Regions from separate parts of the Homo sapiens genome. Here region 1 is linked to region 2. The links are chromatin loops, found by intact Hi-C in ENCODE. Cell type or tissue: PC-3. All regions are shown on one strand. Each heading gives the region's core, and the rest is flanking DNA. Links, peaks and the distances in the headings are about the cores only.

Evidence for each region. Hi-C counts contacts between places; a loop is a spot of excess contacts. Peaks named below come from ENCODE experiments on the same cell type or tissue, not always from the same donor. Only the 100,000 strongest peaks of a DNase experiment are listed, where the experiment ranks them.
Region 1: it touches region 2 in a loop (7-fold over the local background); 2 of 110 quality-filtered maps call a loop at or near these places.

What each region holds. Positions count from the first base shown.
Region 1 is chr17:6,364,580-6,367,393 of GRCh38, forward strand. The region is part of intron 2 of LOC105371509 (a long non-coding RNA gene); the gene reads right to left. Among named protein-coding and RNA genes, the nearest start is that of AIPL1, 69 kb to the right of the region's middle. In PC-3, for the core only: no CTCF peak of the experiment used is centred there; DNase peaks (open chromatin) are centred at 1,212 and 1,802; H3K4me3 peaks cover 1,679 bases; H3K27ac peaks cover 2,278 bases.
Region 2 is chr17:6,221,934-6,224,747 of GRCh38, forward strand. No RefSeq gene overlaps it. Among named protein-coding and RNA genes, the nearest start is that of WSCD1, 150 kb to the left of the region's middle. RefSeq lists a silencer at 1,393-1,593. In PC-3, for the core only: no CTCF peak of the experiment used is centred there; a DNase peak (open chromatin) is centred at 1,498; H3K27ac peaks cover 1,276 bases.

The sequences.
Region 1 (2,814 bases), core at 76-2,575, 140 kb after region 2:
TGGGACCAGCTATAACTTTTCAGGGGGTCATCCTTCCAGGTTCCTTTCTTCCAGGCAGGCCAGCCTCTGCCCATGTGGTACCTTACCCTACACACTTACTATTACACACTCTGTCCAGGTCGTTTGCTTCCTGAGAGTTCCTCCTGCTTAGAATGGTGAGAGAAGCACTGAATTCAGACTCACGGCCTTCAGAGCCTCCCAATCTGGCCTGTTCACCCTGGCTCTGCCCCTCACTCACTGTGTGACACCAGGTAGGTGTCTTCAGCTGTCTGAGCCTGTTTTTCTCATCCACAAAGACAAGATAACAATACCCACCTGCAGGGCTGTGGGGCGGAGTCACAGTTATATACAAGAAGCTCCTAGCACTGTGCTTGGCATAAAGTCGGTGCTTAATGGTCAGTACCTGTGATTGGGGCTGTCCACAAATTTTTCATTTCCCAAGGCCCAGCTGCAGCCCACCTCCTCCAGGAATCATTTCCTGACAACCCAACCCAACTCAGACTTCTCCCTCTCTTGGCTCTGATGATTCTTGCAGTCCGCCCCATCAGCCTAACACCTGATTTCTCACTTACCTTGGGCACTGATGCTTCTCCAGGAGCTTTCCTTATCACCCCCCAATGAACAGAAAATTCTCCATTAGGAAGAAGCACCTCTTCCTCTTCTCCTGCCTCCCCCACAGTGCAGGGAGAGGCACATCATAGTTGCTCCAGTAGGCAGGCAGGATATGGTCTGTTCACTGAGGGATACAAGTTCGACCTTTATAACGAAGGCAATAGGGAGCTAGTGAAGGTTCTGGAGGAGGGAGATGACAGAAGGTGTCATTCGCGTGAGCACTGAGCAGCGGTGCACAGTATTTCCAGTCTGTTTCCTTCCTGCTTTCCCTGCAGAAGCCGCTGGCAGAGTGATGAATGCACAGTGGCTGAGCATTATTAATCACCTTAAAAGTAAACATTCATCTTGGTGCAGAATTTTTACTTTTCTCCTCTAATAACAGATTAGAGCACCCAGATATTAATGGGCCAGATAATTTACATTTTCCTTAAGCAGAAAACACAAACCATCAGACCCTTGTGGCAACACCACTTCCTGACACATTGAGAGATAGGCCAAATAAACTGCTGTAACTAAAACACTCACATACGCACGCTCACCCGCCGATACGTGGCAGTTTGCAAACATTTCGCAACAAGCTCAATATAATTTCTATACACAATTACTCATTCCCTTCTGGAGGATTTTCCTCTCCTCCTTGCCTTCCCAATTGCTCGGGGCCATTAAACCACAAATCCTTGGGTAGAGTTCCCCTCTGCTGCTTTCCTTAAACTCTGACCTTAGCCCTAAATAAGTCAGTCCTTAAAGGAAACAACTCATTGAGTAGCCAGTGCTACCAAGAAACAAAGTGGGCCGTGGACCTTCGCCACTCTTTTCACCTCTTCTCCTACCAGGGATCCCGAAAAGGGAGAAGCATGTCTGAAAAGAGAAGCCAGAGGAGAAAAATCTTTGCATCTTGATCCTCTTTATGTGATCACCCATGCAAAGTTGCCATAGTGGATTACCTGAGGTTCCAGCCAAAGAGTGAAATACTGCAGTAGGCCAAGCCATGAAGAAGAGAGAGGACAGCAACTTATTCCTGCACTGACGATGACTTATTGTATGATCTTGACCAATTCCTCAATCTTCTCTGAGCTGTGGGTTCCCCATCTGTACAATGAATGGTTTGGTTTTGATGACTCAAAACTCTGACATTTTGTGATTTAACTTCTGGGCACCAACAGTCACACAGGGCAGCAGCATTGAGTATTAGAGCTGAGCAGTTAAAAACAGCATGCATAATACTTAATCCCTGGTTGAGCTAGCCACTGCACATGCTCAGTACTCAGGAGAACTACCTGCTGAGAATGCTCAGTCCACAGGTGAGCAACCCACTGAGCATGCTCAGTCCCCCTCCAAGTGTACTACCCACTGGGCATGCTCCGTGCCAAGGCAATCAAGTTCCCTAAGGCACCAGAGCACATCCCCTCTCACGGAGCATATTCAGTTCTAAAGAAAAGTGACACTAGGCATGCTTAATTACAGGGCAGTAGACTGTCTGCCAGTGAAAGCTGATCCTCTCTCCTTGGGCTCCCCAGAAATAGGATAGGCACACAGTGGGCCCACAGCAACTAGTTGAATTAAACAAGTCAAATAATCTTAGCCACGCTGTCTCTGTTCACCTGTTGAGTTCTACAGACTCTCATTATGACATACATGGCCTTAAGTGTTTACAACAAAACAAAGTTCCCAGCAAATAAACTTGCACCAGCCAACCACTCCAAAACAGAATATATCCTCATAATATGTTTTCAAACTCATCACACCTGTAAGAATACAGAAGATTTGATTAATACTATCCACCAATTTTACCTAATTGACATTTATAGCTCTCTCTATCTAACAGCAGAAATCACATTTTTTTCAGGTAGCAAGGAATATCCATTGGCCATATACTTGGCTGAAAAGCATGTCTCAAAAATTTTTAAAAGACTGAAATCATACAAGTTATTTTATTATAGTGGAATTAAATTAAAAAGTAATAACAGATATCTAGAAAATCACCAAATATTAGGAAATTAAATAAAACACTTTTAAATAACTCATAGATCAATGAAGAAATCACAGGGAAATTGGAAAGTGTTTCAAACTGAATGACAATAAAAGCAACACATATCAAAATTTGCAGGATATGGTTGAAGTGGAGATTAGAAGGGAAGTTGGATCTTTAAATGCCTAGATTAATAAAGAAAAAAAGGCACAAAATCAAAGATCTAAGCATCC
Region 2 (2,814 bases), core at 300-2,799:
ACTAAAAAGCGACTTTAGCAAGGTTGTAGGATATAGTCAAAATTCAGAAATCAACTCTATTTCTATATACTAGCAACAATCAGAAAGAGAAACTAAGAAATAATATTACAATAGCATCAAAACATGAAATAAATAGAGATAAATCTGACAAAAGACATACAAGACGTGTACACTGAAAACTGTAAAACATTCATGAGAAACATTAAAGATGACCTAAATAAAAGGAGAGATATATTGTGTTCATAGACAAAAAGACTCAATACTGTTAAGACGTTAATTCTCCCCAAAATGAACTTTAAATTCAATACAATCCCAGTTAAAATTCCAGCAAGCTTTTTAAAAGAGAAGCTACCAAAATGAATCAGAAATTCATATGAAAATGCAAAAGACGTGGGGGGGTCAAAACAACTTTGAAAATGAAGAACAAAGTTGGAGGGCTAATATTTTCTAATTTCAAGAGTTATTATAAAGCTACAGCCATCAACACACTATGGTGTTACAAACAGATCAACAGAACAGAATACAGAATCCAAAAATAAGTGAACACACATACGGATAATTGAATTTTGACAAACGTGCAAAAGCAATTCAATGGATAAAGGATAGTCTTTTTAACAAGCAGTGCTAGAACAATTGGATGTACATGTGCAAAAAAATGAACTTTGATGTTTCTCTTGCACCATATTATGAATGTTTGTGTTCCTTAAAATTTATATTTTGAAGCCTTAATCCCCAATGTGATGGTATTTGGAGATGAAGTCTTTAGGAAGTGATTAGGTTAAGATGAGATCGTGAGGATGGGGCCCCCATAATAAGATTAGTGCCCTTATCAGCTGAAAGAGGAAGAGACCAGAGCTCACTCTCTCTCTTTGCTATGTGAATATACAACAAGAAGGCTTCCGCTGACAGTGGAAGACAGCTTTAGCAGGAACTAGTGGGAGCAATAGCAGGACCAAATAAACCAAACCGACCAAAATAACACCACAGAAGTTCTGAAAGTTAAACCATCACTGGAACTGTATCCCACAAAAAGTAAGTTAGGACCCAGTGTGTGATGTCCCCCTTCCTGTGTCCAAATGTTCTCATTGTTCAGTTCCCACCTATGAGTAAGAACATGCGGTGTTTGTTTTTTTGTCCTTGCAATAGTTTGCTGAGTTGGGGGGAGGGGGGAGGGATAGCATTAGGAGATATACCTAATGTAAATGACGAGTTAGTGGGCGCAGGACACCAACATGGCACATGTATACATATGTAACAAACCTGCACATTGTGCACATGTACCCTAGAACTTAAAGTAAAAAAAAAAAAAAAAAAAAAAAATATATATATATATATATATATATATATATATATAGTAAGTTAGGACCAGCATGCTAATCCTAAACAGAGTGGCACCTGTTAAAATAAAAAATTCAAATACCACCCAGTGTCTCCTAACATAAATGATGACATGTGCAGGCTATAACCAAAAATGACTCATCCCACCAAGAACCACAAAAACCACAATTTGAGTAAGAAAAGACAACCAACTGATGCCAACAGTGAGATGAGTCATATGGCAGGATTCTCTGACAAGGATTTTAAAGGAGCCATCACAAAGATCCATCAATGGTAAATTACAAATTCTCTTGAAACAAATGAGAAAACAAAAACAAAAACAAATCTCAGTTTTAAAAGGTTATTTAAGGCCGGGAGCCTTAAATACGACAGAATTGTAACAGGAAAATCTCTAAATAGGTGGAAATTAAAATAATTTAAACTTCTCAATAATCTATAAGACAAAGAAGTCTCAATAGACTAAATGAAAATAAAAATACAACACAACAAAATATGTGGAATGCAGATAAAGCAGCCCTGAGAGGGAATTTAATGGCACTGAATGCTTACACAAGAAATGAGGAAAAACAGCCGGGCGCAGTGGCTCACACCTGGAATCTCAGCACTTTGGGAGGCCGAGACGGGTGGATCACAAGGTGAAGAGATCAAGACCAGCATGGCTAACATGGTGAAACCCTGTCTCTACTAAAAATACAAAAATTAGCTGGGCGTGGTGGTGCCTGCCTGTAATCCCAGCTACTCAGGAGGCTGAGGCAGGAGAATCGCTTGAACCCAGGAGGCAGAGGTTGCAGTGAGCCAAGATCGTGCTACTGCACTCCAGCCTGGCGACAGAGCAGGACTCTGTCAAAAAAAAAAAAAAAAAAAAAAAAAAAGGAAAAACCTCAAATCAATAATATAAGTTGCTACCTCAAGAAACTTGGGGGGAAAAAAAAGAGCAAAATAAACTCAGAGCAGGAATAAGAGAGGAAATAAAGATTACAGCAGAACTCAATGAAATCAAAAACAGGAAAACAATAGAGAAAAATCTGCTTCTTCAAAAACATCAATAAAATTTGCAAATCTTTAGAAAGATTGACAAAAATGAAAGAAAACACAAATCACCAATATCAAGAGTGAAATAGGGGCCAGGTGCGGTGGTGGCTCATGCTTGTAATCCCAGCACTTTGGGAGGCCGAGGTGGGTGGATCACGAGGTTGGGAGTTCAAGACTAGCCTGTCCAACGCAGGGAAACCCAAAAAAAAAAAAAAAAAAAAAAAAAAAACACCAGACTAATATCTCTCATGAATTTGATGCAAAAATTTTCAACAAAGTATTAGCAAGGTCAACCTAAAAATGTATGAAGGTCATTATAAGTTATGACCAAGTGGTATTTATCCCAGGTGTGAAAGGTTGGTTTAACATTTGAAATATCAATCAATAGGCCAGGTGCAGTGGCTCATGCCTGCAATTCCAGTACTTTGGGAGGCCGAGGCAGGC